Linked DNA regions of Mus musculus: regions 1, 2, 3, 5 and 6 are each linked to region 4. A link is a loop called in an ENCODE intact Hi-C map of the cell type or tissue named here. Cell type or tissue: left cerebral cortex. All regions are shown on one strand. Each heading gives the region's core, and the rest is flanking DNA. Links, peaks and the distances in the headings are about the cores only.

Region 1 (4,993 bases), core at 443-4,442, 300 kb before region 4:
TAGATTCCTGGGATTTTTCTATTGCTCTAGGTTTCTAGCTTGTCCCAGAGATTTCTACCCACTCCCAATTCCACTTGTCTTTCCCAGTACTTTCTCTGTCCTCTTCTTACTTGATCCCTCCTGTTCCGCCCCTCCCTGTCCAGTTCTCCCCCAGCGCCCCCCACCCCCGCATCTACGTATGATGTCTATTTTATTTCCTCTTCTCAGTGAGATTCGCTTGCCCCACCTTGAGCCTTCCTTACTACTTAGCTTCTTTGGGTCTGGATTATCCAGCATGGTTATCCTTTACTTTACAGCTATTATCTACTTATAAGTGAGTACACACCATGTTTGTCCTTCTGGGTCTCAGTTACCTCACTCAGGATAATCTTCTCTAGTTCCACCCATTTGCCTGCAGATTTCATGAGGTCATGGTTTTTAATAACTGAGTTATACTCCATTGTGTAAATGTACCACATTCTCTTTTCATTGAGGAACATTCTAGATTGTTTCCAGTTTCTGGCTATTATGAATAAAGCTTCCATGAACATATTTGAGCAAGTGTCCTTGTTATATGTTGGAGCATCCTTTGGGTATATGCCCAATAGTGGTATAGCTGGGTCTCAAGGTAGACCTATTCCCAATTTTCTGAGAAACTGCCAAATTGGTTTCCAAAGTGGCAGTTCAAGTTTGCACTCCCACCAGCAATGAAGAAGTGTTCCCCTTGCTCCATATCCTCACCAGCATGAGCTGTCTCTTGTGTGTTTGATCTTAGCCATTTTGACAGGTGTAAGATGGAATCTCAGGGTTGTTTTGATCTGCATTTCCCTGATGACTAATGATGTTGGGCATTTCTTTAAGTACTTTGTGGCCATTAGAGATTCCTCTGTTGAGAATTCTATTTAAATCTGTACTCTACTTTTTAATTGGGTTATTTGATTTGTTGATGTTTAGTTTCTTGAGTTCCTTATATTTTTTTAGATATCAACCCAGTTTCTCTGGGCTGCTGTTTTGTCCTATTGATAGTGTCCTTTGTCTTACAGAAGCTTTTCAGTTTCATGAGGTCCCATTTATTAATTGTTGATCTTAGTGCCTGAGCCATTAGTGTTCTGTCCTGGAAGTTGTCTCCTGTGTCAATGAGTTCAAGGCTATTCCTCACTTTATGTTCTATCAGGTTCAGTGTATCTGGTTTTATGTTGAAGTCTTTGATCTGCTTGGACTTGAGTTTTGTGGAGGTGATCTGTATGGATCTATTTGCATTCTACTACATGCAGACATCTGGCTAAACCTGCTTGTTGTTGAAGATGCTTTCTTGTTTTCTATTGTATAATTTTGGCTTCTTTGTCAAAACTCAAGTGTTCTTAGGCATGCAGTTTTACTTCTGGGTCTTTAATTCAATACCATTGATCAGCCTGTTTGTTTTTATGCCAATGCCATGCAGTTTTTATTATTATTGCTCTGTAGTCCTAACCTGTAATCAGGGATGATGAGACCTCCAGAAGTTCTTTTATTGTACAAGATTGTTTTAGATCTCCTAAGCTTTTGTTTTTGTTTTTTTCTGTATGAAGGTGAATATTATTCTTTCAAGGTCTGTAAAGAATTGCGTTGGAATTTTAATGGGGATTGGAGTGAATCTGTAAAGAATTGAAGTTATATTTTCTTACATTGGTACAGAATTTATATATTGATACAGGTTTAAAGTTTTCATTGACATAAAATTTTGTGTCTATATACAAAAGTTTATGTCACAAAATTTAAAATTAATTTTGTTACTCTTAGATAGGAATTGTGCTCACACAACTCATTAAGAATACAAGGCTTAGACTCAATCCCTCTAATAGCTGGTAGAAACTCTTTAGGAGCTGGGCGTGGTGGCACGTGCCTTTAATCCCAGCACTCGGGAGGCAGAGGCAGGTGGATTTCTGAGTTCGAGGCCAGCCTGGCTTACAAAGTGAGTTCCAACTTATTACTTCTTAGATGTTAAAAGTTACCACTTCCCATTTCCCCTTCACCTTTGCTCGGGCCTCCTGTGAATCTGGATTAGAGAGTGTCACTTTTTCTAGGTACTGACTGAGTACCAAGCAGCCATGGACAGTGAGTTGTGTTAATGAAATGGAAAAGGGAGAGCAGATCTTCTAGGACCACAGAGTAAGTGAGTTACAAGCTCATATGACCTTGGCCACACGAGACCTCTCAGGTGAAGCGGGAGGGGACTCTCCTTACAGCCCCCAACCGTCCCTCCCACGACATGGCCAAAGCCTACTATGCTTTTCATTGCCTGCAGGCCCAAATGAGAAGTTTATTCTTTTAAATTTTATTTTAAAGCAGTTTCTAAGTACTTATCAGAACAGAATAGGACTTACATCTAACCAACAAACTGGTTAATTTAAATTAGCTGTGCCTCACTGAAATGTAGTTATTGTATTCCCCTGAGATGAAGAGTGATTTTACTCTAGAGATTCCAATGTTCCCAATTTACAGGCTGGGTTGGAGATAAAAGACCTGAGGCCACTTTCAAACCCAAAGACGAGGGGGCTGTTCCACAAGGTTCTAAGAATTTGCCCCTCTTTATCCCTCTCTCTGTCTCTCTCCCTCTCTCTTATCAGGGTCTCCTGTATCCCAGGTTGGCTTAAAGTTTGCTATGTGGAGGGTGACTTTGTCTCCGGATTCTCCTGCCTTCCTTGTGAATGCCGGAATTACAGATGTTCACCACCATGCTTGGTTTATGCAGTGCAGGGGTTGAACCCAGGGCTTCACCTCCTGCTAGGAAAGCTCTACTAGTGTGAAGTCCCCACCCAGAGGACAGAGTAAGTTTCCTTGTGAAGCAAAGGAAATAAAATCATTTTTGACACCAAGAGCTTGGCTAACTCTGAGCACCAGAGGGCAGTAGATCTGCATTTTCTGGGACAGAAAGGTAAGAACACTATTAAAGGGTGTAAAAGCATCATCTAGTGATTAGTCTCTCTCTCTCTCTCTCTCTCTCTCTCTCTCTCTCTCTCTCTCTCTCTCTCTCTCTGTGTGTGTGTGTGTGTGTGTGTGTTTGTGTGTGTGTGTGACCAAACAAAAAGCAACCTTAATTTAAAAATGAAGACAAGAAGTAATCTAAAAGATAAGAGCCGGGATTTTAAGAATGTGTGATACAGTTCTACCAAGAGCTGTGTAGTAAGAGAACTCAGTGAATGGTTAGAAGGGAAACGACGGTAGCAGTTTAAGGAGTAGGGGGGCTTCTGGGGTGAGGGAGGGGGTAAACGAGACACTAAGTATTTTCTTATCAGGCCCACAGGGGGAAATACAGAGACAGACATAGCAGGAGTCCAGAAAAGACTTGCTTTTTGTGGTGACAATATTTGGTAGCCTTTTTCTAAACATCAGTAGAGGATATATATCTGCTCATAGGTAAGTAGAAATGAAGAGTTAGAGATATAATTGAATTTCCAAATTAACAAAAGAACAAATGTAATGAGTCACAGCTCAAGCAGGCAAAAAATGAGAGGAACTAGGGAAACAGCGTAAAATGTATGATCTATAGTATGTCAAGTTTAAATCACGTGTGTTACCTATAAAGTAGTACAACATATATAAAGGAACAATTGGAAAACTGTAACCACTGTACTGGAAGCACCATCAGTTCTGCCACTTAGAAATAACCACTAGCAGGTCCACTATATTAATTTCAGGCTTCATGATGACATCTTTGTGTGTGTGTGTGTGTGTGTGTGTGTGTGTGTGTGTCTGTCTGTCTGTCTGTCTGTCTGTCTGTCTGCCTGTCTGTCTGTCTGTCTGTCTATCTATCTATCCATCTATCTATACACTCTCAGGGAGGAATGGCACCTCGTGAGCTCTCCCTGACAGGATGCTGAGAGATGATCCTGTGCAGAACACAGAGGAAGTTGGGCTGGGCTGGAATGGAAGCTTCTGCCTTAATGGCTAGTCCTCAGAAGGGGCTGTGTAGGCTACTGGGGGAGGATTATCAACAGTTGTTCTCAACTTCGGTCCCCAGGCAACATTACTGACCGCCCCGGTGAGGTAAGCCCACTGGTGCAATACCCAGAAGACAGCGGTGTGTTTCTCTCCTCCGTTTTTCCAGCTGCTGCATTCTTTACATCCCTTCTCCTGGAACCTTACCTGTGACGGGGAGAAGTGACAGAGATGTCTTATTTATTTGCATTTAATAGTCACTTGGTCTTCTCAGTTTAACCAGTTAGGAGTTTCTCTAGCTTCTGCCCACTGCAAAAAGAGGTTTCTAAGAGCAGCGCCGGTGTACGGACACAAACACAACCATGCAGAGGCGAACTGGACAGGCACATCATGCCCAGGTAAAACAGCAGCAGCTGCTTCCCTGCTAAGCAGATGCCCCCCTCCACAGCTACGGGCTTTTGGTTAGGTTTATTTATAGTACCATACATGAATTCGTTAATGTGGACTGCGCCTGAAATCCAATCAGGAATGCATGTTGTGCAGTGAGACTATTTTTTTTTAATTGTCCTGACATCATGAGTTTGTGGGTTAGGTTCTAGGAAACGTAGATTATTGGGGGGGAATTAAAAGATTGAATTAAACATTTAGAGGCACATATTTTCATCCTCACTTTGGAGTAGGACACAGTAAGACTTTCTCCTGCTGGTCTCTGCTCCCTATTCTGGTGTGAGTGTGATATACTCAGGCAACCTGGACGTGGAGCTGGAGAGACGAGCCCACCCTGGGCTCTTGTAGTGGCTGAGAGCATTTTCTGCACACAAGTCCCCGACAGTACAGAGTCCTGCTCCCCCATCTATTCTGGTTCGAATACAGCTTATCTTCAAAGGTGTGTACTGGAAGCCTGGCTCCCAGGGTGGTAGTGTTGAAACTGTAAGAGGTGTGTGTGTGTGTGTGTGTTCATTCATCGAGGCTAGAAGAGTATACTAGGTGTCCTGTTCTAGTCTTCTCCACCCATTTCTTTAAGAGAGACCTTCTCAGTGATCCTAGAGCCAGGCTGGTGGCCAGCCATTCTCTACCTTCCACAGCACTGGAGATA
Region 2 (4,993 bases), core at 286-4,285, 60 kb before region 4:
TGTGCATTTGTATACATATATGTCTATATGTGGTTTGTGTGTATGTGTCTGTGTGCACGCGCTTGACTGGGTCCTACTTCATCCCAGACACTGCTCCAATGCCCCCTGATCTGAAAGGTCAACGCATCCCCTCCATCCACCCCATCAGTTTCTGCTCATCACTCCGTTTTCATGCCAGCACCTGCCGCTGCTTGACACCACACTCTCTCCATTTATTTATATGCCTGTTGGCTGTTTCCCCAGCAGTGTAGCAGTGTCAACCCCTCACCAGCAGGGGTCGCATCCTTTCTGTGGTTTGCTATATCCCATAAGCTTAAACATAGCTTAGTATCTGTTAGGATGTTCATGAAAACACACAATGGATATTCATGATTGCTCTTTTCGCAATAAGTAGTGTTGGCCTGTTAGTAGCCTTGGAGTCTGCCTCCAAGAGGCAGTGAGGCTCCAGTGAGCGGCAATGGATTCCGTTCGTTTAGTAAGGACAGAATACACTCCAGCTTTTTCTGTTATGCAAAAGGAAACGGAAGGAACAGGGCAGCCATTTCACCCATTATTCTAGTTCACCTTCATGGTAGTCCTGTGGGGAGATGGGGGGACAGCTAATGGGTTTCATCTATTTAAGGATCCATCTATCCCGCTTCAGGGCCATGAAGCAGGGACTCATAAAGGTTTTTTTTTTTTTTAAATGGGGGCTTCTATGATTTGGGAGACCCTGTTCTTCAAGGAAGAAAACACATTACAAAACTACAGCAGTGTGACTCAACTTCATAGCCTCCGAAGAGTCCTCACACAGGAAAGGTCTGGTTGGCGCTAAACCTTCCTTGGCTTCCAGTTGGTCAGCCAGTGCCAGCTAGAACAAGGGCTCTGGCTGTCCCTAGCCAGACACAGGGAACACAGCGGGATCCAAAGGGCGGAACTGACATTGTGGACAGCAGCTCTCCACCCCCCACTCAAAGTGCTATCAGTTTACACAGAGAACACTCCAGATGAGCTGGGCCACTGCCCAGACGGCTGCTTTAAACGATGCCCAGAGGCTTTGCTGTCCCCAAGCAACAGGATTTGCCTGGAGCCGCCATAAAAGTCTTCAGAGCCAAGGCACACACACAAATAAAACAAAATGCCACACTCGGCAGGAGCCCCTGATTCTGGCAAGCTGTGCTGTGCCAGGAACTTGCTTTGGCTTCACCAAGTTGAAAAATCACAGAGTAGCTAGAACCAGTGCACCTCTGTGGCCCTGTTAAAGCTGGGTATTGCTCACCCAGACAAGCAGAGACTTGAGGCTACTTATTTAATTGTGCTGGAAGATCTTATCAGCCGGAGGCTTTAAGGGAGGGAAGGTCTGGATGCTCCCCGTCCGGAAGGGAGAGGCCCTGGGATTCAGACATTCTGAAATTCTTAGTCTTCCATGCGCTGGTCGTGATGCGAAAGGTCTGAAAAATAATCTGATCTCCTTTGAGTTTTATAATGCAGATTCCTATGCTGAGGACCCAATGAGACCCCATGCTAAGGTTTCAGCGAAAGCAGGGCGCAGGCTGGGATAGGGCCCAGAACTGGGGTCCGGGGTGGTGCAGGAGTCTGCCTACCCGCGGGCTCTCACCTTCTGGCCATTCACGTAGAAGAGCAGCTGAATGGGGTCCATGACTCCGAGGTCCCTAGCAGGTCCCTAGCAGCGCCAGTCCTTGCAGAGAATAAATTGCCCGAGGCTACAGGGCGGGGCTTGTCTGTGCTTCTAAGTCTCCACCCTCCCAGAAAGTTTTGGAAGAGCCAATGCTGCAGAGGTCCTAAAGGGAAAACTCTCCTGACACTACAGAGTGTGCCAGCGTGGGAGACAAGCTGAAATCTTTGGGTTTTGGCATCGATGGGAGAGAGGGGTAGCTGGGCGGCCAGCCTCAGGAAGTCCTGAGTCATTGCTCTAGTATCTGTGCCAATGCTTGCTTATTGAAGTGGTTTCCAGAATCCTCTCGTTTGTTTAGGGGGAAGGCAGCCTGGCTGTACTGCTGAGTCACTTCCCAAGAGTCCTGCGCCCTTAACCTCACTTTTTGGCTTTCTTTATATTTTAGAATCCACTTTATAAAACCTGGCAAGTCTCAAATGAGACCAAATTATTTTCCAGGCCTTAGTATATCTCCCTAGGTTATTTTATTCATGCAATACAACATCCCCACCCCTCAATACCCATTCACACAGGGTTTCTCTGGGTAACAGCCTGGCTGTCTTGGAACTCTTCTTTGTAGACCAGGCTGGCCTCGAAATCACAGATCTCCACCTGCCTCTGCCCCTTGAGTGCTGAGATTAAAGGTATGCACCACTACACAACATTTTTATTGTGAAAACTTCCCGTTTGTAGGTAGAGGAGAAGAAACCACATCTCAGCAATTCCAGGAGTGGTTAACAGTAAGTGGCTAACACCTCCTTGCTTCCCAAGGATCTTAAGCACATTTCAGACAGTGTTTTACCAGTAGACAGAAAACGTGTGTGTATGTGTGTGTGTGTGTGTGTGTGTGTGTGTGTGTGTGTGTGTGTGTGTGTGTGTAAGCATCACTATAAAGCTATGGCTAGTTTGGAATTTACTGGCTTTGAACTGACAGCTTCTATCAGCTTCTGCCTCTTCCTGAGTGCTGGAATCAAAGGTGTGTGTGAGCCTCCATATCTGTCAAACATTTTCTTTTTTGAAAAATACTTTATGTTTGACAGGATCTGGGGAAATGGCTCAGAGGTTAAGAGCTTCCAGGACCCAGGACTAGAACAAACCTGTTTTCTTTATAAAGTATCCAGTTTGGGGCATTCTGCTTTAGCAATAGTGAAGAGATTAAAAGATTAGATGAACAGATTAAAAGCTAGAATTCTTTTACTCTCCTGATGCCAATAATCTCCATTCTAAAATCTTACTAACTAGAGATGGCTCAGTGGCTCAGAGCATTTGTTTCTAACAGATTCAATTCCTAACATTCACAGTCTTCTGAAACTCCAGTTCCAGGGAATCTCATTTCCTTCTTCTAATGATCCAGGGCCCCTGGCATATGCACATGTACACATCTACTCCCCCCCCCACCCACACACACCTACACACACACACATACACACACATGCCCATATATATACACACATATACTCACACACATGCATTCGCATGTACATATACACATATGCACACACATACACAGGCATACAGACACACAGGCAAAACATTCATACACATAAAATACATATTTAAAAAATTAAGCTATTTCAAACCACCCTAGGTACACGGTGATAGTCTTTTTCAAAGCAAAGGGCTAAAACACAAGGTTTCAGGATCCATAGCTGTTTTCATATCAGTACATTGATAAATATTCCTAGACCATTGTGTATGTGAGTGTGCACACGTGCACTATTAGTGTTACTCGGATTCCCACCCATACTTCTCTACTCTGCCTTAAGGCCAGGATTTTGCAAATCATCTTTCTCTCTTGCCAGGCCTCTTTAGTCTTCAGCAACGCAGGGTCTTAGACGTAGGGAAGGCAATGAGGAAAATGTGCCATATTGTCTGGGTTGTGGGGACTCAGAGCAGCCACTCTGGCAGCACCTGCTGGCTCCAGAGTAGCAGAGCAGTGTCCATGAAGGCATGGACACCAGCAACAGGAGAGGCCTGGGGCTCACGCTTTTTAATTCCATCCTTTCTCTTCCTGCAGTCCCTTCTGTGGTGCCCCAGGGTCCCCTCCCTTCCTCTCGCTTTCTCAGTTCTTTAGAGTACTGCGAACAGTGATTACGGACTTTTATCTCTTGGTTGGGTGCTAATCGAATTTCTGTCAGTGCCAAGCAGCTTGACAAAGTCAGTACCACTCGACTCTTCAAAAACCACTCAAAATAATAATGGTTTATGCTGCAATGCGATTATAGTACAGGTTTTCTGGTCATAAAAGTCACCATCCTTTTCAGGAGAGGCATTCTCATAGAATTTAGAAACAAGACAAAGACGCTGTTGCCAGCACTACCAAACATTCTCAGGAAATGGACATGACTAGATAAGAAAAGCCAGAAAAGCCTGGAGAATTGTAACCAAGGAAAAACCCGGGCTTGCCTGCTTTCACTTCATACGGCTGAGCTGTACATGAAGCTGCCTGGTGTCTTAAAATTACACCTTTTGCTATTTCTCCCTGTTCTCCATCCAGCAGAAGATACTTTTGTTAATGGCTAACTGCAGGCTAACTTCTTAGGAAAAGGATCTCAAACTCACTAAGCAGTGGTAACTTTTCTCTCGACTTAAAGAGTCTATGTTATCCAGACTTGTCAAACTGAGGGCCAACCAGTTGCCAGTTGTGCTAATCACAGGTGAAATAGTGGTTAACTTGCAATGAAGTGATTATGTGTAATCATTCAGATATGAATGCCCCCCCCCAGGCTTGTGTTTTCAATATTTGGTTTCCCCAGCTGGTGGCCTTATTTTGGCAGGTGGGTCTAGCTGGACAAAGTGGGTCACAGGACCCTAGTCTCCCTGCTTCCTTTTTAAGACGACCTACTTTTCTCTGCCATATGTCCCAGCACTCATACCCATCTGCCTGGCAGGGACAAGCCTCCACGGATCAACCCTCTTTCCACTTTTAAGGTGCTCTACAGGTATTTGGCTATTAATGGTAAAAAAGAAACCAGAGGCAGGCAGATTTCTGAGTTTGAGGCCAGCCTGCTCTACAGAGTGAGTTCCAGGACAGCCAGGACTATACAGAGAAACCCTGTCACAAAAAAAGGAAAGAAACAAAAAAGAAAAAAAAAACAAACAAAAAACAAAAAAACAAAAAACTGAACTAAAATCTCGGCCAGGCAGTGGTACGCGCCTTTAATCCCAACACTTGGGAGGCAGAGGAAGGCGGATTTCTGAGTTCAAGGCTAGCTTGGTCTACAGAGTGAGTTCCAGGACAGCCAGGGCTACACAGAGAAACCCTGTCTTGAAAAACGAAAGAAAGAAAGAAAGAAAGAAAGAAAGAAAGGAAGGAAGGAAGGAAGGAAGGAAGGAAGG
Region 3 (4,993 bases), core at 349-4,348, 140 kb before region 4:
CTGAACTTCAGATTCTGGTCAGTGTCCCCAGGTGACTCTTCATATCCCCGGGCGATCCTTGAACTTGCTTAAATTTGTCAGTACTCTCAAGTCCAGTCCCATTTACAAGGCAAGTGACCTCATGCCACACTGCTCCTATGCACAAGTAAAACACTCTTGATTCTCGGTAAAATGCGGTGGAAACAGCTCTGTGAATGCGAGCGAAGCTCCTTAGTTCCCAGAGCTGCAAAGCTGGTTTGTTTTCTCAAACAAGCAAAAGGATACTGACTTTTCTCAAGTAGAACAATAAATTAACCTCAGGGTCTGCATTCCTCTCGGTGACCTGGAGAGAGGAAGTGACCGTATAAGTTGAGGAAGTTGCCGTGTTGGTTTCTGAATAGCAAGAAGGATTTAGAACATATTTGTTGACCTTGATTGCCTGACTTGATTAAACACCCATCCCTCTTTGCAATTATGAAATTATATAATGCTATATTGTACTTGGCTATACTTTGACAGGGAAATGTCTGGCTTTGTTTTAGAGGAGCAACAGAGATTTAACAAACCTTTGAATTCTAGCACAATATGGGTTCAAGAGACTAATAAAAAGTTGAAGAGCCATATACTTAAACAATTCGTGCATCCCTACCTTATAGTAGAAGACAGAGAATTAAACTAAGAGTTTTAATTCTTATCACTACCACCAAAATATTTTTGTTTTGTTTTGTTTTGTTTTTTGGTCTGTGTTCTCCATCCAGTTTTGAAAAGTTAAATAAACAGGAGCTCTGACAGCAGCAGACAAACAGCATTCCTTCAGCAGCCCTAGGAAAACACTCAGGAAAGCCCCACCTCTCCCTTTAGCATTAGTGTCTTAGACGAATGGTCACCTCCCCCAGGAAGGGATCACAGAGCAAAGAAAGGAACCCAGAGATGAAAGCCAAGTTCTCCCCAGTATTTGTTAGCCAAGAGATCTTGGCCACGTTGCACAATCACCCTGAGCCTTCACAGCACAGCATACAAAACACACACCTCACGCACACCCCACACAATACCACAAGCTCAGCTTAAACTCTGACTGCCCTTTTCCCTGTGCCAACAGTGCTGAGAACAGGCTGTGGACCTTCACATCATACACAATCGTCAAGAACGTCCAGCATATATGCAGACAGTACCGCAGTCATTTTAGGTCTTGTCTAGGTCTCAAGAGCTCAAGACAAAGAAGAAAAGGCTTCATTTCTTAAGTGAGACAAGACCCTTCATTTGTTTATTTGCTTGCTTACTTATTTACTTATGAGACAAGAGTCTCATTGCATAGCCCTTGATGTCCTGAAGCTCACTCTGAGACTAAGTTGGCCTCAACCCCCCTCCAATTCTGGCATTACAGGCATGAATCCAATCTTAAAGGAGTAAGGTGTTAACATGTAAATTAACAGTTCACCTGGCCTTCCAGTAGGTTTTTCTCTTCCATTCTTCCTGACCCAAGGGTTTAAAAGCATTTGTAAATAACCTAAAGACCTTGGACTCTGGATCTGTGCATACATGTGAAAGCAGAAGTTGGGTGGCACAGAAGTTTGAGTCAGAGCTGGAAGAGGTATTGAGGAAGAGTTAGAAGATTCTCTTGCAAGGAAGCCAGTGCCCAGTGCTTAGGTGCATTCAAATGAGACAAGGCTTGGTTTGGAGACACATAGCTGCACACTTTCTCCCTACTAGTCCCAAAACATTATAGATTCTCTCTCTCTTCCCCCCCTCCCTTGTTCCCCAAGAAGCATAGCAGATCGCTAGATCATTTGAGCAACAACTCCCCGACCCCACACAGCCCTTCATTTTGGCAATGCTAATGACAGATCGCTTCTACCAGAGTTTCTTATGTACATTTATTAATTACAGTGTAGAGAACTTACCTTTTTTCCATTCACAAAGAAAATAAGCTCATCTGACTCCTTAGAAGGAGACATTACTTGAGGATAGTCGTCCACACTCTGTGCAACTGTACCTAATGTGTCTAAGTCCACCTCTCAGATGAACTGCTGTGCTCTGCAGGAGACCGAATTGCCCTACAGGATTTAAATCTGCTCTGTGGCTTTGCCTGAGGACTCCTCCCACCCAGCCCTGCCCATCATCGCTCCCAACCTTCCTCCTGCTTCCAATTCCCTCTTTCCTTAAAACCTGGCCCAGCACCAGCTCCGGACTCACTTCTCCACGCCCCAGGCGCTAGCCACTAGAGGGCGTTTTCCAACAAGAAGGCGCTGTTATCGGTGACGTGGAAGGGATGCCGATGGGCTGCTCTTCACTGCTCTCAGATCTATGTCTTCACACTAAGTGTATTTGCTTGCTATTTTTGCCGTTAAACTATACAAAGAATGCTCTAAGAAATGATACAAGTATGAGAAGCAACAAAGTAGAATTTCTCTGTGCCAACATTTAGCAACCAGATTCACGCATGCTGTTGCAGGGTTAGATGGCATTTATGAACACACATAAATGCCCACATGGATTTTTGTTACTTTCTCAACAATATTTTTGTTAATTTCTAAAAGGTGAAATTAAACCATTCACATGATTTCAAAATTGTTTTCCTTTTTCTTTCTCCCAAGTTACTTTGGCTGTCTGTACCTCAGTGGATTTACCTAGGAGTTGGAAAAAACAAAACAAAACAAAACAACAACAACAACAACAAAAACATCTTCCTCAGGGGAAGATTGATGTGGGGATTAAAGGAGCCCATGCAGGGAAAGAGCTTAAAGCAGCAGCTGCACAGTAGAGGCACTGGGAATGTTACTACCAAACATGCCTGACAGTCATTTACATTGTGAATTGTTCTCAGATTTCCAGTTATAAATATTCTACAGGGCAGGAGAGGGCTCAGTAGATAAGAGCACTGGCTACTTTGTTGGGCAACACAGACTTTCTGTAACTCCAGCTCCAGGGGTATGAACATTTCTGCTCTCTCTGGGCATTGAGTGCCCAGGTGAGCACACAGACACAGACACAGAGACAGAGACAGAGACAGAGACAGAGACAGAGACAGAGACAGACACAGACACAGACACAGACACAGACACAGACACAGACACAGACACAGACACAGACACAGACACAGACACAGACACAGACACACACAGACACACACACACACACACAGAGAGAGAGAGAGAGAGAGAGTGTGTTAAAAATATGATGCAGTGGAAATTGAGCTCTATTTTTGCATATTTAGAGCCAACCTGTCCACCTACCCAGCTCCCTCATTCCTCTCTCTCCTTACTTTTATTTTAAGCAGGTTTTGTTTGTTTGCTTGTTTGCTTCTGGATTTTATTCTGCTAACTTTTATTTTAAAATTAGAATACAGAGTAAGAGGTTTCCTTACAGCATTTCATGCATATTTTGTTTTGGTTGAGCCCCACCCCTCGTTTGCATAACAGTTCGAAATCTCTCTCTCTCTCTCTCTCTCCCTCTCTCTCTCTCTCTCTCTCTCTCTCTCTCTCTCTCTCACACACACACACACACACACACACACACACACACACACACACACGCACACACACACACACACACACATGCAGTTAGGTGAGAGGAGAGTATGTGAGTCATGAAGCCAGAAAAGGAACAACAGGAGAAACAGGGGGGTGGGTGGATCCTAGAGTAAGTTAGGTGAAATCAGAAAGGGGATTGGTGGTGGGGTAGGGAAGAAGGGTATTGAGCAAGGGTTCCTGCTGAGCAAACTCTCTGACTGGAATTCTTGGCTTAGAAGTGAGTATCTTGCTGGAGGCAACTCTTTCCTGAGTCACGTGCGCCATACAAGTCCTGTATGGCAGGGTGTGCTTCTCATCTCCGTTGTTACCCCACCCTCCCTTTCTCCAGTATCTGAGGATGGTTCACAGTTAGCTGGCATTTCTCTTATCTTATCTACTTGCTATATATTTAGGGCATATTTCTATTTCTTTTTGTGTCCTTTCATTTTTATTAGGGTTTTTATGTTCTTAACTGAAGAATTTTGAAGCATATAATGGCTAATTGCATAATCTATAAATGTTCAACTCTTTTCTGATAGCATATTGTCAGTGAGGCAGAGCACCACACGGTCTTTCACTTCTTACATCTGCATCCTGGGGGGGGGGGGACTTCCAACCTGACACTCCAGCTGCTTAAGCTCTCCAGGACTGTCAGAGTGGTACTGAAAGACCCACAACGTGAGGACTCCCCCACGTTCTGACTCAGGAGAGGCGACACCCCAAAATCACCCACAAGAAACGGTCTTGTTGCAAACTGCAAGAGGATTTTTATTCAAGAGCACTCTCGGGCCCACGGTCATACACCACGCAGGGGTAGAGGACCGTGGTGCCCGAGTAGCTGGGTAAGGGGGTATTTAAAGGAAGAAACCACAACTCAAGGAAGTGGGGAGGGCGTTGTTGGAAGATACCAAAGATACCAGTTAAGAGTCACAAGGAAGTGCAAAGTTACAAGAGTCACAAGGAATACCTGGTAGCACATTTGCATTGCAAGGTTCTGGTAATGGTCAGGGTGACTTTCTTTGAATGAGCACTCTTTGAACCCAGGAAGCAGGTGGGTGGAGGAATGTCACTATCTGTTTTATGATTAGCATACCTTTACAAAGGCCACATTCCCAAGTCTGGGCCTAAAGGCCTAGAATTCTGTTTTTACTTTGTTATACTTTCAGTACCTGGCAGTACAGAGCGTGAGCGATGCCGGTGGGTTCCATGCTCACACTTTGCTGTAGATTCTTCTGACAGGGTGTTTCGTGTGACCTTAGGATGATGACTGTGATTGTGAGTGCCTGGATCCTATCACATCCTGTTCCAGCCCTGGGGTAGCCAAGGAGGAAGGCAGCCATGTCTTTTTGTCCAGTGGCTTGTTTGGTAACTTTTTCATCATGGAAGCTTCTACCTGCCAACCTCTTGTGATGTTTGAATGAAAATGGCCCCCATAGACTCAGATACTTCAATGCTCGTTCTTCAGTTGGCAGAGCTGTTTGGGAAGGATTAGGAGGTGTGGTCTT
Region 4 (4,993 bases), core at 353-4,352:
CAAAAACAAAAAAACAGACTAATAAATAAATAAATAAATAAGGAAAGAAAGAAAGAAGGAAGGAAGGAAGAAAGAAAGGAAGGCAAGCAAGGATCCATCTACTTTTCTCTGTAGCCATCACAGGTCAGATAGAAGCTATTACTCTTCTCCTCTAGATTATTACAACACTTAATTGCTTCAATAGTATACCTTTCCCGTAAATTCTTATCTCAGTCTATAGACAGACAGACACACACACCCCATATTACTTCCTTGCTTCAGCCCAGAATGGTTTCCTGTTATGCTTAAACTAAGACAAGAGCCTCAGCTGGTTCAGATGTAATTCCACCACTCAGCAGGAGGACAGTGAGCGCCAGGCTAGCCCAGCTGACATAGCAAAGCCCTCATTCATAAAAAAGATTTTAAAAACCTAACTGTTCAGCTTGTGTCTCTCTCCTTTCCCTATATCCCAGTGCCTACCCCAGCCTCAGGTATACTAGCTTCTTTTCTTTCTACCAATTTCCAAGTTCTTTTTTCCCCTAAAATATTATTATTGAGTCTCTTCAGAAAGTGAACACATTCACGTTTTTAGCTCTTGGAGTGAAGTCCTACCAACCAGTGAGGGACTCTCCATTCAAGCTTCATTCATTTCAACTCAACGTTGCCCTGCCTCTACTCTGAGGTAGCCATTATCCTCTGTAACTATTTTGATTGGTGTCTGTTTTGACCCCCACCCCCGCCCCAAAGAGGAGGAAGAGGAGGCAGCCATGGGCTTTCTACAGTCCATGATCTAAGAATACATACTACATATTTTAATGTTACAAAAAAAAAAGAAATCTCATTTTGAAGAATATTTCCTGACTCATGCAATAAGAAAATTTACTTTCACTGCCCATATAAAGCTGAAATACAGCACTGCTCAATTCAGTTTCTTTCATTGTCTATGTCTACTTTCACACCACACTAGGAAAGCTGATCGATCAGCTATGCTTAAAATGCAGAATTTTTTTTTTCCCAGATAAGATAGGTGAGGCAAATGCCTACATGTGTCTACGTGGGCATTTGGAGAGAGGACTACTGTTAGGGAAATACTACTTTGAATTGGCTAGCGTCATCCCATGGGTTGGGACTCTATGCTCCCTGCTGTTAGGAACTGATACCTTTGAAACTCAGGGCCAAAATAAACCCTCACTCCTTTAAGTTGTGTGTGTCAGGTCTTTTGGTTACAGTGATTAAAAATACTAAAATGTAAACTATTGACACTGTCTTGGCCAGCGCTCCATTCTCAGAGCCTGGTCTCTATCCTGTGAGAAATCACGGCAGCTTGAACAAACCTTCCCTGTCTCCCAAGACTTTTTAGCTGAAGGGCAGGCTGCCATACTTCTGGCTGGCTTCTTTCCTAAGACCTGTAAAAGAGGACTTTAGAATCTAGTAAGGAGCGAAGTGCCCGGAAAACAGGACTGTTTCACTCATCTTGAAATACATAGCCCTATACAGTTGGAAGATTTAAGTGTTATGGGGGTTTTATTAAGAAGAAATTAAATAGTTCTACAAGCGACTTAATACAGTGCTGGGTGTGCAAGAATGTTGAATGGAGGGTTGTCCTCCCTCCTCGGTTTTCCTTCCTGTAACAAGAATAAAACTACCATCTTAATTCTGATGTATGAAATTTCCAAAGATTTAATAAATATTTTTAGAAACCAACCACCATCTTTTACAGGTATAAAGTGTGCCTTGTGGAAAAGCTTTGCACGCCACAAACTATGCAAATGGGTAGATCCAAGTTCTAATATGTTAATGGAGTAGCTTCCCCTGGGGCTGGAAAACATCCTGTTCCACCAGAGGGGCCTAGACTCCGGGAAAATTCAGGAACGTTCTTGGGGCGTGGCCACCGCCGTCCCGTGGGCGGGGCGGGTCCGGGGCGAGGCCTCCCTTTTGGCGCACTGCACGTTGGGACCGCACGGGGGCGCCGCGGGTTGCTCCGCTCTACCAATCGTGGAGCATCCGAGTAGGCGACGGCTTACTTCCGCGTCCGGGCCCGGCTGCGTTGGGCGGCTGCGCCCAGGGACTGGCGGCCGCAGGTCAGTAAGCAGTCGCCGCTCCGCCCGCCGGTGTGGAGGAACCGGGCTCCGGGTGGGTGGCGGGCCCCGAAGCCTTGCGGGGCATCCTGAGGGAGGCCCCGGCCGGCCTCTCTGATGAAACGGGCGCTTTGGGTACCAGGCTTCGTTGTAGACCGAATTGGGGTCCGCTGGCCCAGGAAGACTTTGGCGGGGCCTGGTGATTCCCCATCTTTCCCGGTTTTGTCCAGCCGTGGCGAAGGGGCGTGAGCCCCATGAGCTGTGTTTCTCAAAAGTGTAGTCGGCGCCCGTCCCCACCTCTCAGACTTTGTGAATCAGACCCTGATGTGGCCGGGAGTCTGCCTTTTCAGCAGACATCCTCGACGGTTTGGTGCATCGTGCGGGAACCCTGCCTTCTCACAACAGAGTCCTCAGTGGGTGCATCGAGGAGTGTCATCACGGGGCCTGGCCTTGGGCTGCGGTCCCCAAATGGCAGCTGATAGTCAGTGAAGGGCCTAAACCAGGTGGAAGTTGTGTTAAAGGGATGGTCTGTGGGAGCATCCGTGAGAACCTGAAGCTGGCCCTTCTGGTTCACCTGGCTGCCCTGGGTTGTGACAGGCTCCACTGCTTATTATCAGGCAAGTCTGTGTAGACACCACACACATCAGTGAATTTTTTGCCCCTAGTGTTCTGTGTTAGTAGGGACAGTAAAATTTGTATGATAAAGTTTTTCTATGAATTAGGTAATGTTTCTTCACAGTGTCAGATACACAATAAGCATTCAGTAAATGGAGATTACTAAGAATGGCAGTGCCTTTGCTTTTATTGGGCTTATGGACAAAATAAAAATTAAAAAAAAATAGAGATTTAAACACATGGTGTAAGATCTGTATGAGAGTTTGTTGTGCAGGGGTACCAATTCCGCGCAGAAAGATCTTGCAAGAGATGAATCTTTATGTACGAACATGAGAAAATTCTAGAGAGCAGGTGTCTGTGAACAGTGTGAACCAGTTGGTTGCTCTGCTTCATGATTGGTTAGAGTGCTACTTCCAGGACTTTAAGGCAGCAGGAGGTCACGCCAGTAAGTGTTTTTGGAGGCCTGGACCTTGTTGGGTTCCTAATGAATTTTGTCTATTGTCCTTTTCTCAGATTCATAATGGCATATGGTGAAGTTGGTGTCTGTGGGGAAGGATTTTAGTTGATCATTTAGTAACACTGAATTGGCATGGATTCAGTTGAGTTTAGCAGTAAGTTTTTCACTTACTATGAAAGTGTAGAAGCTGCAGATTTCCAGGGGTGAGGATCTTAAACTTTGTCTTTTAGCCCGTTTCAGATTCCATAGAGAGCTCTTCCCCACAACCTTGTCCGTTTTAAAGCGAAGGAGCTGGATGACAGACAGGGTGTGACCTAAGGATCTAGAGCAGTCTGTAGAAATAGAATTCAGTTTTGGACATTTTATTTGTTTTTGTGTACATGGGTGTTTTGCCTGCCTTGTTTCTGTGTGCTGTAGATGGGCAGTGCCCCTAGAGACTGGAAGAGGTTATCAGATCACCGGAGTCACAGACTATCATTGTAAGGCATATGGTACTGAGAATTAAACCTGGGTCTTTTGTAAAAATAGCCATGTTTTCTTAACCACTTAGCCATCTCTCTAGCCCTTGGCATAAATAGAATTCTGATCTCAGTTAATGATATATTACTTAATTATATAGTTAACTACAATGTAATGATTCCAGTTATCCTTAATTTCTGCTCTTTGTTTCTTTAATCTCCAAAGTTTTATTTCAAGTTCCTCAGTGTATACCTTAAGGGAAATTTTGTAGGATCATACATGGCCTGTCATTTATTGTGCCACATGATTTGTGTGTGTTACCTTAATTACTCCTCTGGAGCTCTTTGGATCATTGCTGCCTCCATCTTATGGATAAGGAAACAAGAAAGTGATTATAAACGATGTATCCAAGAAGCCAAAGATTATAAGTGGTAAAACCTTTTGTCTGTGTTACACACTGATTTCTGCAGTCTAGATGGTTCCTTCAGACTTGTTAAAAACACGTGAGTGCCAAAAAATCATAAGCTTGTCTTGCCTTTGCTTTACCTGTGCCTGCCTGTGCATTATCTTGTATAATTCTTTAAACAGTCACTTTATCAGCTGTGATTTATATTACTGTCTATTTATAAAACCCCAGGCACAGATTTTCCCAACTCAGCATATCTCAGACGCCTTTCATACCACGTGAAATAGAGTCTGTGTGATTGTATTGAAATATATTAGCCTGTCCATTTGTTTTCAACAAGGTATTTGTCCTTTGTTTTTACAGAGGTCTGGGACTGCTACTGTTTCAAAGTTTCTGAATGCTTAAGGCAGAACTTCAGGCATCGAAGGGAGCAATGGCAGGCCATGAAGCAGAAGACGTGCTAGATATCCTTCGGCTGAATGTGGGTGGCTGCATCTACACAGCCCGGCGAGAGTCTTTGTGCCGCTTTAAGGATTCTATGCTGGCATCTATGTTTAGTGGTCGTTTCCCTCTAAAAACAGATGAATCTGGTAAATGTCTAAAGTCTGAGCCTGAGCGAATGCTCATTAAAGTGGGAGTCTATTTTAAATTCCTTTTGATTTTATTAATTGTGTTGGAATGTATTATATTAGCCTACTAATTACTTAGCTCATTATGGCTGTATGGAGATTCATTAACTACATAGAGAAACTAAATGCCAGTTTTAAAATTTGTGGTGCTGTTCCTAAAAGTTGACAAAGACATGAGACAGTACAAAATGCCAGCCATGGCCTAATTCCCGACATCAGCAGTAGTTTGAAAGTAGTTGCTTTCATGCGACAATATGGATGATGGTGTTGAGGCAAATTCTATGTTAGCTTCTCTCTGTGCTCTTCAAGGAAGAACAAGTATTTCCCTGGAGAAGCAACTCTCCTCATAGCTGGTGAAGCAGCCATTGTA
Region 5 (4,993 bases), core at 641-4,640, 180 kb before region 4:
CAGACTGAAACCTCAGCACTGGGTTAATAGTATAAACAGTGAGCTCCCGTCGCCCCACGTCTCTATGGCTAGTGTCTGGGAAACTGTCACCTGTACTTAGAAGGGAACTCAGTCACTTACCTGTTGAGGCAACATTGAGGATGCAATTGCCTATGCCCAAAATAGGGTTGAGGTCAGAGGTCGGCAGTCTACTGATAATATGACCACCTAAGGACTAAAGGAAAGATTTGTAAGCATCCCCAGGCTTTTGTTGTGAGCGCTGAAGTCCGCTGAGCCTAGTGTTTCTTTTCAGGATAATTCAGCAATTAGAATAAAACATGCCAGCAGGGCTCCAGGTTTTCTTGCAAAATCTGAAATGTTTACAGCAACGGCTTATCCTTTTAATTATTTACAAAAAAACCCCAAAACAACAACAATAGCAACACCCCCCCCCAAAAAAAAATAGGAACACAGTGAACGCCACCTCTATTAGGAACACAGCAAACGCCACCTCTATTAGGAAGGTGCTTGTTGAGATTTATGGATGCGGACATTGTTCCAGTTATGCACATGAGGCTTGCACGGCAGCAGACAAAAACATGGTTAAAGGAAGCCACACAAATTGCGTCTAAGTATTGGTGGGAGGTGGGACTATGAGTGTGGGGCCAGAGACGTCCCTGCACACCAACCTGGTCATTTAAGTGGCTTACTCCACAGGGATCTAGAAGTGGGCAACCTCTCATTCAGCCGTGTGGAAACCACAAATGGATACAGCCAGAAACAGAAAGAGTGATGAATGCTATCTTCCCTCCTTAAAGAGTCCCCACCCAGAGGAGGGTTGCAGAGAACCTACGGCCACATTCCTGATCTGCTGCCCAGCCAGGGTCTTCAGCTGCTTCAGGAGAGCACAGTATATCTGCGTCTTCTCCTTAGGGAGTCTGGAGACCACGTCAGACAAGACGTTCTTCACCTGGGTCAGGCTGAGGCCTGCGCCCAGTGTCAGCCCTGAGAGTGAGAGCGCTTTGTTAATGTTCTGGAAGCCGGGGAGTGAGGGGGAAAGTGAGGAACGACGTCAAGAGTTGATTATGATGCTGTCTTTCCCACTCAGGAGGTTCCACATGCTCACTAGATCACCTTATAAATATGAAGAAGAGAGAGCAAAAATACTACATGATCCCTGAAAGGCACCCGAACACACCAGGACAGCCAGCGCTCACTCCCTCGTGAGGGCTGAGGGCTGTCTGCTGTCCTCTGCCCAGTCTGTGACTTAGCATCAGGCGCTGTTTTCTGCCCCTGGTGTTCTGTTCACGAAGCCGCCACCTTCTCCATCTGCTGCTTCCCACCTACCTGCTCTGGGATCTGCCTTCCCAAGTTGTAGTTTCATCAGGCTGCCCTGTTAACCTGCTCCCTAACACATCATGTGCCTCTCTTGTACAGCCCTGGTCATAGCCGTGATCTTCCATGTAGCTTGTGTGACGTCTCCCCTCAGCAGCAGATGGTAAGTGCCAGTGCGGCAGTATGAAGACCTGCTTTCAGACCACTGTATCTCTGATGACTTGCACAACACGTCTTTCCTTGGTTCATACCAAACCCTTCCCATTTCAAAGTTGAACTTGGATTCCATTCCCTTGTCCACAGGTGCCCTCACATTTATTTATTTTTCCTTCCATTTTCATGTGCATGTGAGTGTGCTTGTTTGTATCTGTGCTGGCACATGTGTGCACATATAAGATTTTAGGATCGTCTTCTATCAGTTTTCCTCCTTATTTATTGAGGCAGAGTCTCTCAGTCAAACCCAGAGCTTGCTTATATGGATAATCCTGATAACCAGTTTGCTCTCGGGATCTTCTGTTGCTGCCTTCCAAAGTTAGAATTAAAGGCAGGCCATTCATACACCCACTCATGTTTCTGGAAGTCCAAACACTGGTCCTCAGGTTTGTGTGGACCACAAGTGCTTTTGACCACTGAGCCATCTTCCCAGCCTTGCCTTTCTCATTTATTACTTACTAGTAAACACGCATCTGTCCTTGTGTGACTAGTATTCTATCGTTCTCTAGTTGGAGGACTACCTTAAAAGACACTATGAATAAATTTCGACCTGCCTCATCCACTGTGTAGCTGTTTCTGAGCATCTGCTGTGCTCGTCATCCTAGGGCAGAGAATATAGACAAGGTCTCCTCTTAAGTCAGCATCCGGTAGGGAAGGAGAAAACCGGGCAAGCAATAAATGGTGTGATTTCAGCTCTGCTAAGTGCTAGGAAGATGCATGTGCAAGCTCTTCCTGGTGAGGTTTCTGGTCCTTGTGTATCACCAGCCCACCAGCAGCCACGCTTAGAAAATCTTGTCGGGAAACCAGAAATGTTCAGCTAGTACTTCTCTGCTTTGTATGTGACACCCTGTCTTGGACTTCCTATAGAGAAACTTTTAATTTATAACTGCTTACCTTTCCCAGAACACAAATGTTTTAGGTTCTGATTTATCAGTGTACGCTCAGCAGAGGGAGCTCGTGATGTAATTTTTGGTACGTTAAGCAAAAGGGCTGTGGAGACAAGAATCTGCAGTAAGCAGGCTCTTGTCTCACAGGGCTTGCTTGCCTCCCTCCCTGGAGAAAGGCAGGGTTGCTTCAGTTGGTGTTAATGGGTGTGGTGGATGATTCGCCTCCCGGCAGAATTCCTTTTGGTCAGGTTTTGATATGTTTATCCAGTCAGTTAACCTAGAATAAACAGCCCAGCTCACAAGTCCAAAGATTCATCTAGAGAGATGAGATCTGTTTACTTGTCCGCCTCTCTACCCCGCGTGGCTTTTCATCTCACACTGTGAACTCAGGCTGCCAACCTATTTGGCCTGCCTTCCTTTGGCTGTGATTTATCATTGAACAAATAGTGATCTAGGCCACTGGAAACTATAGATCAGGGATCTATTTACAGCCCAGTGGATGTTGAAAGAACGCTTACTGCACGAGGATCCATTTGTTGGCAAGATGAAGACTGTCTGACTTGAGTGCTCAGAGACAGGGCTGTGACATGACTCAGCAGCATTGAAACCAGGGCTGAGGATGGCAACCATGACAAACCTAGTATGTGCGCCTGTGTATTGTTTCCAGGTTCTCAGTTACCCCAAGATGAGGCTTGCCAGGATCGTGCCGGTCAGGTAGGAGGTTCCCCAGCACAGCGCATGCTCTTCTGCACAAGCTGCTCCAACAGGATGACAAGTGTGTGTGTGTGTGTGTGTGTGTGTGTGAGAGAGAGAGAGAGAGAGAGAGACAGACAGACAGACAGACAGACAGACAGACAGACAGGGACAGAGACATTCTACAGCTCAGACTGTCCTGGAATTCACTATAGAATAGCCTAGGCTGGCCTCCAATTCACAGAAACCCTCCAATTTCAATCTCTCAGATGCTGAGATAACAGATATGAGCTACTAAGTCTGGTTCAAAAGGCACCATTTAAAAATATCCTTCCCATAGCCGGGCGTGGTGGTGCACGCCTTTAATCCCAGCACTCGGGAGGCAGAGGCAGGCAGATTTCTGAGTTCGAGGCCAGCCTGGTCTACAAAGTGAGTTCCAGGACAGCCAGGGCTATACAGAGAAACCCTGTCTCGAAAAACAAAAACAAAAACAAAACAAAACAAAACAAAAAAAACCAAAAAAAAAAAAAAAAGAAAAAATATCCTTCCCTTTATTAAATGTATCCGTTAATAGGAAAAACACAACATGTTGAGAAGAACATGGACACATACAACTCTCAATCTGATGCTAGTAATTTTGTATCTGGTTTTCCACTAACAAATTTCTATTTACCTTTGTATTATTCCTTCCTTAAAAAGAAAAGTCCAAGATTCTTTTTAATTGAAGCTTGAAAAGCACTGAAAGTGTCGCAATCCTAAACTTAGCACCATTTTGAAGGCTCCTGTTAGCTGTGGAGGAAGACTCTGCAGAAGATAAAATATGACTAACAGCACCCACAGCATCACATCATCTGAAGGCTTCCTCTCATATCTGCTGCTTGTGTGATTAATGCTGAGGGAAGAAACCGTGTCTTTCTTGGGAGACCGTATCAGCCAGCTCACAGCCCTGTACCTGGCTCATGGGAGAAACTCGATAACTTGAAAAGGAACTGAAAAATGAATGTTGGGACATGGCTTTATTCTCCTTGCACTTTTCATGGACTAGCATTTACCTAAAGCATTGAGTACGATCTCGTGCAGGAGGGCCATTGAGCTTCTCCTTGTTGGAGAGCTGTGGGCATTCCCTGAAATCAGTTCTGTGGCCCTGGAGAAAGAACTGAGGGTGTCTACCAGATGGAGTCTAGGGTAGCCATTTTCTCAGCTGCCAGAGTGAAGACAACAGGGAAGGTACTCTTCAAGGAGTGGGGACCTTAGACATAGCAGGATGAGAGTCTGAGCAAATCAATAAAAATTATTCGAGGCCTAGTTCTCTGCGGAAAAAGTTGAATCTCAAGACAGGATGTGCAAAGTTTTTCAGGATTTCCTAAACTCAGGACATGTTCTTTACAAAGGATCAGCCACAGTTCAGCACTGGCTGAGTGTGATCTCCTCCATCACAAGAGCCTGTGATCTCCTTAGTGTCAAGCAACCTTTGCTTTTTTTTCCCCCAACCATCCATTTGCAGCATACAAACCTTCTTAGAATAAATAAGAACATACCTTGCTTTGTATTAGTCACCACAAATAATTCTAAGATCCTTGCAGGAGAGATGATAATTGGATAAGATACGTCTGTGAACTTCATATGAAGCCCTAAAAGAGAGAAGAATCATCATAATACAGGTATGCTGGGCCTGGTGGCACACGCCTATGTGTGTGCAGTGGCGCAGGAGGAGGGCAGCCCCGCAAGTCTCTACATCAAAACTTTAGAAGGTGAAGGGGACGGAGGATACAGCATCAGATTGAGAGTTGTATGTGTCCATGTTCTTCTCAACACGTTGTGTATTTCCTATTAACGGATACATTTAATAAAGAGAAGGATATTTTTTAATGTTGCTTTTTGAGCCA
Region 6 (4,993 bases), core at 539-4,538, 330 kb before region 4:
TGCCAGTGGTAGATCCTTCTAGAACTCCCATAATCCTTCTGATCGACCATGATTACTATGGGGTTAAGGAGAATAAATCTGATAACATTATCACAGTGGCAAAGGTTATTTGAATCCCTAGGTCTTGGTCTAAAATCAACACTTACTTTTTGGAAGGAAAGAGATTTTTATACAAACTTGAAGTTCGGACAAATATGAGTGACCTTCTCCCTGGCTTTATGTTTCTCCCAGGATTTATGGTGATGCCAATTTGAATCTGACAGGATACCAGCACATTAACCGCTCCTGGTGATTCTTAGAGGAAAAACATGTGAACGACCAACCCAAGTAATGAACAAGCCAAGCTTCTATTTACCTGTCAAGAAATGAGGTAGGCCGTGTGAACCTCTCCATGTAAATCACTCCCACTTTGTGTGACCTTTCAGTATGTTCTTATTTGAAAACATTTCTAAATATAATAGCTCGAGAATTTAGGCCAAGATGACCCAAACAAGAATCAAATCAGTCACATTTTGACTGCAGATTTTCCAACTCTGATGATCACAACCTTCATGAGTCGGTCCATGAAGGACACTGGCCAATCAAAACAAACACATCCCAAGGGAGCGGCTGCCTCAGGCTTCCCATTGGCTGGTGGTGTTGGGTGTGGGGAAGTTCGGGGGTCACAGGAGTGGGGCGAAGGGAGCTGTGTGGGTGAGCACCCAGGAGGAGAGGCACAGTGCTCCTTGCCAACTGACCAGAAAGTAATCAACATTTTGACAACAGTTGGGAGTTAAACGTGTGAGGATTGGCAGGATGTGAGCAAGAACTTCAGGGTTTCTCCTCAGTAGGACAGAAGGGTTCAAATCAATATAGGAAAGTATGTGGTCACCCAAGACAACCAGAGTTGACCTTTTAAAAGAAATCCTTCACCTCTCTCAAGTTTACATAATGAAACCTTAGCACACAGGGCTGGAGTTGAGCTCACTTGCAGGCCCCGGATAGCTGCTGTGAGACTGATTTTTAACAGGTTTCTGCTTGGATTTTTAATTTTCTCTTGTTGATTCATCTCTGAGAGTATTCAACCCTCCCACATAGCTATATTTTGTCAATATTAAATGTTCTTGGCACAATATATCCTTTGTCTTTGCCAACACCCTCTCACTCCCTCTCTCCCCTCCTTCACCCCCGACCCCTGTTTCACTAACCTCAGTTAACTTCCTGGATGGAGAAGACCAGTAATTCATGTGCCAAGAAAATCTCACCTGAAATCTGTAACTAAATAGTCCCTCATTTTCAGAATGTCGGCCTGGAGTGCTTGTCCTGTCTCAGCATCTCATAGAAGATAATTCTTATGAGATCTGGTCTCACCTCAGAACCCCTACCTATGGCCTGTTGATTCCTTATCCCAGTGGTTCTATTAGAATCTACTGTTCACTTCTGTAAAACCTCTGGCCTTAACCAGACGGAGTGGCACATGTCTGTAACCCCAGCACTTGGGAAGTTGAGACAGGGTGATTTTGAGGCCAGCCTGGGCTACCTAAGGAAACTGTGCTTCTAAAACCAAACCAAACCAAACCAAACCAAACCAAACCAAACCAAACCAAACCAAACCAACCAAACCAAGCCAAATAATCTTCCCAACCGCAAACTAAAACTCAAACCCAAGGGCTGGAGAGATGTCAGTGGTTAAGAGCAGTGGCTGCTCTACCAGAGAATCTGGGTTGAATTTTCAGCAACCACGTGGTAGCTCACAACTGTCTGTACCTCCAATTCCAGGGGATCTTGTACCCTCACACAGGCATATACGCAGCAAAACATCAATGCACATGAAATAATAATAAAAAAAACCAACAACAAATACTCAAACCCTAAATGCCTGCTGTATCTCTGCAGGAGCCCAGTAGAGCTAACCTTGTTCTCTGTCAAATGATTCATTGTCCCGAGAAGACCCTGGCTCTCTTTAGGGAAAAACAAACCAGACACAACATCGTATAAACATCTTACTGCTGTTATTTAAGCCAGAAATACAGAGACCAGAGTGGATCATCACTGCCTCTTTTGGCTTTTTGTTGCTTTCTGTTTTTGAGACAGTCAGTCTCTTGTTGCCAAGGCTGACCTTGAATTCTGATCCTCCCTCTCCATCCTTCCACGTTGTTGGGATTCCAGGCATGAGGGCAGGAGCCACCATACCCTGATCCTGCTTCTGGTTTTGACACAGACAGCAGCAGCAGCAGCAGCAGCAGCAGCAACAACAACAACAACAACAAAACAACCCCATGCAGCTCAACCCTCTAGCGGGGCTCCAAAATGCCAGCTCCCTGTTCTATATAGCTCTGTCCTCACGGGAGTTCATACTCTGACCGAGGCCAGACAGGCCATCTGGGCCTTTGTTGTGGTGCTTCCATTGTTCACATTACCTCCTCAGTGTTTCTATATGGTTTTAAACTTTGACTCTATGCCTCATGGGCCCATCAGCAGTGACTTTGGGACACTTCATATTAATGCCTTTAAAAGAAAATTAGGCTGAGCCAACTGTGGATATATGAATGAACGTGTAGTTTAAAGAGACCTTTACATCAAAGGTGGGACTGTTGTAGAGATATATGACTCCTGAGGGTGCTGCCGTGAGCACAGCTGGTTCCAGACACCCCAGTGGTGCTCACACTGCTGGCCACAGGAAGTTTCCTGAGGACCACTAGAGGGTGCTCACGCCTTAGCTTTAAGCGAGTCATTGGCCACAAGTTGCACAGACTTCAGAGCCTGGCTGGCTTCCTTTGGCGGAGGGACCAAGCTGGGCAGTTAATGTGAAAAGGCAGTGGGGCTTCTGAACTGTGAGCTGGTGACCTTGTAACCTGATGCCCTTGGGCGAGCACATTTTCTTTTTGCACCGCAGGTTCTTCATCTATAGGGGAAAGATTAAGCTATGTTGAGGATTTTGAATTGTGCCTCATATAAGGGCCCCAGAGACAGGAGGGCTGAGGAAAAGTGACCCTTTCCTATGGAACAACCTATTTTCATTACTGACTTTACTGATACTTGGTATCAGAGAAAAGTCAGAAAGCGGGAAGACTGGCCAGTGCTTGGCCAAAGAGTATGGAGGGTCTCTGGCTACAACCTTGACTTTGGCCATGAGGTTTGCAGAGGAGACACACTTTCACTTCAGAAAAAGAATGCAGTATGGGCCGGAGCTAATAAGATAGGTACCTGAGGGTGATCTGCCGAGGTTAGCCATTCACTACTTCCTAGCAGGGCTGGAACTTACCTCCACTGGTTTTAGTCACCATTCTTAGATCAGGAATTCTAGCAGGAGACAGGAGGACAGGGTAAAAGTGTCCTTGAGACTTCATGGCTGGTCCTGAAGGAAAAAAATACATTTTAGAGAGAGAGAAAAAAATGCCCTTTCTTTTACATTGAACATTTCTCATAAAAACATTCAGACACAAAGCTTAAACTTTGATAATAAATATGTATGGAAGTGAAAGCAATGACCATATATATATACTCCTCTGCCCAATGTATGCATTCCCTGACTTGTACTCCTGCTATGTAGACCAATAGGAAATAAAACCGTGAGAGGCTCCTCAAACTCCCTTACACATAAGACTGGCCAGTGCTTGGCCAAAGAACCTGGAAATACTTCTAAGAATGTTTGTGGCTGAGAGTAGTGGTGCATGCCTTTGATCTCGGCACTCAGGGGCAGAGCCAGCTGAATTTGAACTCTGTGAGTTCAAGACCAGACTGGCCTGCATAGTGAGTTCCAGGCTGGTCAAAGTGACAACACTTTTTTGACTGCCTCAAAATAAGCAAAACAACAACAACAACAAACAACAAAAGACCAAACCAAAACAACAAACAAAAACAAAACACACACACACACACAAAACACCCCAAAAAACCAAACCAAACCAAAATAGAGAATGTTCATATGACTCGGTGTCAAGCACCTGCTGATCATGTGTGAGGCTCTAGGTTTGATCCACAGCATGGAAATAAAAAGACATTTATAAAACCTGGGGGCCCTGGAAATAGCTGGAGCTATTTTAACAGACTGGAGGGGCAAATCTTTCCGTGCTCATATAATGGAGTAGAACCCATGAACGTGCAAAAACAGGGGATGAGTTTCAGGTCAAGAATGTTGACTGAAAGACACAAATTTCAGAGTAAAAGCGACAGTCTCTGTACAGTATATACAAAATTAACTGACACGTTGTTCAGTTAATTCAGACGTATGTGGTAATCATAAAAAATGAGGAAGAGGCTGACCAATGACAAACAGTTCACCTGAGGGGTGTCATCAGGAGGGAAGGGAGGGAGGAGCAATGGCTGTGCCTCTCAGAAGGCCAGTGGTTAGAACACCAATTACACGTTTGTGGAGAATGCTGGGCATCAAACCCAGAGCTTGAACAGGCTAGGTTAGCATTCTACCACTGGACTCTGTCTGTGTGTGTATGTGTGTGAAGCAAAGTTATTAACATGGCTATGGGTAGTCAGTAGGTATGTTTGTTAATACATCCACAAATATTTTATGACATTCTTTATGTCTATTTAATATTTAACCGTAGCAAAAGAACAAGAGATAAAATGAATTAAAACATTTTTTTTTAAAACCCTCTCATATCATCCCCAGCTATCCTGAATACTACTAGGGTGCATGTCCATCACCTTTGAAAGTCACTGAATTTGCTAGACAGGTGAATATTTCATCTCTAAGCAGCAGATTGGGAACGGATCAGGGACCAGGAAGTTCAACCAGGCAGACTGTGACCACTTACCCAGGGCTGTGTTGCCCGAGATGAGAGGAGCTTCAGGGTACTTAGCTTTCAGCACCAAGAGTTCTTGGAGGGTTCCTGGGGCGATCCAGGTGATTCTCTCTCCATAAAAGGTTAGGGTTTGCTTCTCTGGGTTCTCAGCCATCCTCTGAGGGCAAATGACAGGATATCTACCTGTGTACATACCAGCCACTCTGGGCCACAGCAGGCCCTGGGTGGGTTGTGTCCTTCTAGGAAGACTT

Evidence for each region. A loop is a pair of places that touch in the nucleus more often than their neighbours do. Peaks named below come from ENCODE experiments on the same cell type or tissue, not always from the same donor. Only the 100,000 strongest peaks of a DNase experiment are listed, where the experiment ranks them.
Region 1: a loop joins it to region 4, with 3 times the contacts of the local background. A loop is called at or near these places in 2 of 42 quality-filtered maps.
Region 2: a loop joins it to region 4, with 2.1 times the contacts of the local background. A loop is called at or near these places in 5 of 42 quality-filtered maps.
Region 3: it touches region 4 in a loop (2.5-fold over the local background); 2 of 42 quality-filtered maps call a loop at or near these places.
Region 5: it touches region 4 in a loop (4-fold over the local background); 2 of 42 quality-filtered maps call a loop at or near these places.
Region 6: a loop joins it to region 4, with 2.1 times the contacts of the local background. A loop is called at or near these places in 6 of 42 quality-filtered maps.

What each region holds. Positions count from the first base shown.
Region 1 is chr1:58,269,203-58,274,195 of GRCm38, reverse strand. No RefSeq gene overlaps it. Among named protein-coding and RNA genes, the nearest start is that of Aox2, 6.6 kb to the left of the region's middle. In left cerebral cortex, for the core only: a CTCF peak has its summit at 2,836 (motif pointing right); a DNase peak (open chromatin) is centred at 2,848.
Region 2 is chr1:58,026,663-58,031,655 of GRCm38, reverse strand. Aox1 (aldehyde oxidase 1) reads right to left here and starts at 1,687. Exons shown (of 35, transcript NM_009676.2): 1 at 1,598-1,687. The coding sequence starts at 1,639. In left cerebral cortex, for the core only: no CTCF peak of the experiment used is centred there; DNase peaks (open chromatin) are centred at 973 and 1,861; H3K4me3 peaks cover 1,369 bases; H3K27ac peaks cover 1,279 bases.
Region 3 is chr1:58,110,200-58,115,192 of GRCm38, reverse strand. It overlaps Aox3 (aldehyde oxidase 3), which reads right to left and starts at 2,057. Exons shown (of 35, transcript NM_023617.2): 1 at 1,881-2,057; 2 at 265-322. The coding sequence starts at 1,934. In left cerebral cortex, for the core only: a CTCF peak has its summit at 2,203 (motif pointing right); DNase peaks (open chromatin) are centred at 2,198 and 3,635.
Region 4 is chr1:57,967,088-57,972,080 of GRCm38, reverse strand. Kctd18 (potassium channel tetramerisation domain containing 18) reads left to right here and starts at 1,997. Exons shown (of 7, transcript NM_001159864.1): 1 at 1,997-2,060; 2 at 4,358-4,584. The coding sequence starts at 4,392. In left cerebral cortex, for the core only: CTCF peaks have their summits at 1,932 and 2,750; DNase peaks (open chromatin) are centred at 1,948 and 2,419; H3K4me3 peaks cover 1,322 bases; H3K27ac peaks cover 800 bases.
Region 5 is chr1:58,142,415-58,147,407 of GRCm38, reverse strand. It overlaps Aox3 (aldehyde oxidase 3), which reads right to left. Exons shown (of 35, transcript NM_023617.2): 10 at 4,646-4,738; 11 at 833-984; 12 at 121-214. Among named protein-coding and RNA genes, the nearest start is that of Gm39643, 4.6 kb to the right of the region's middle. In left cerebral cortex, for the core only: a CTCF peak has its summit at 2,464 (motif pointing right); DNase peaks (open chromatin) are centred at 2,507, 2,944 and 4,003.
Region 6 is chr1:58,294,207-58,299,199 of GRCm38, reverse strand. It overlaps Aox2 (aldehyde oxidase 2), which reads right to left. Exons shown (of 36, transcript NM_001008419.2): 9 at 4,755-4,899; 10 at 3,245-3,337. It overlaps Gm15759 (a long non-coding RNA gene), which reads left to right. Exons shown (of 3, transcript XR_865437.3): 2 at 232-370. Among named protein-coding and RNA genes, the nearest start is that of Aox2, 18 kb to the right of the region's middle. In left cerebral cortex, for the core only: a CTCF peak has its summit at 2,674 (motif pointing right); a DNase peak (open chromatin) is centred at 2,697.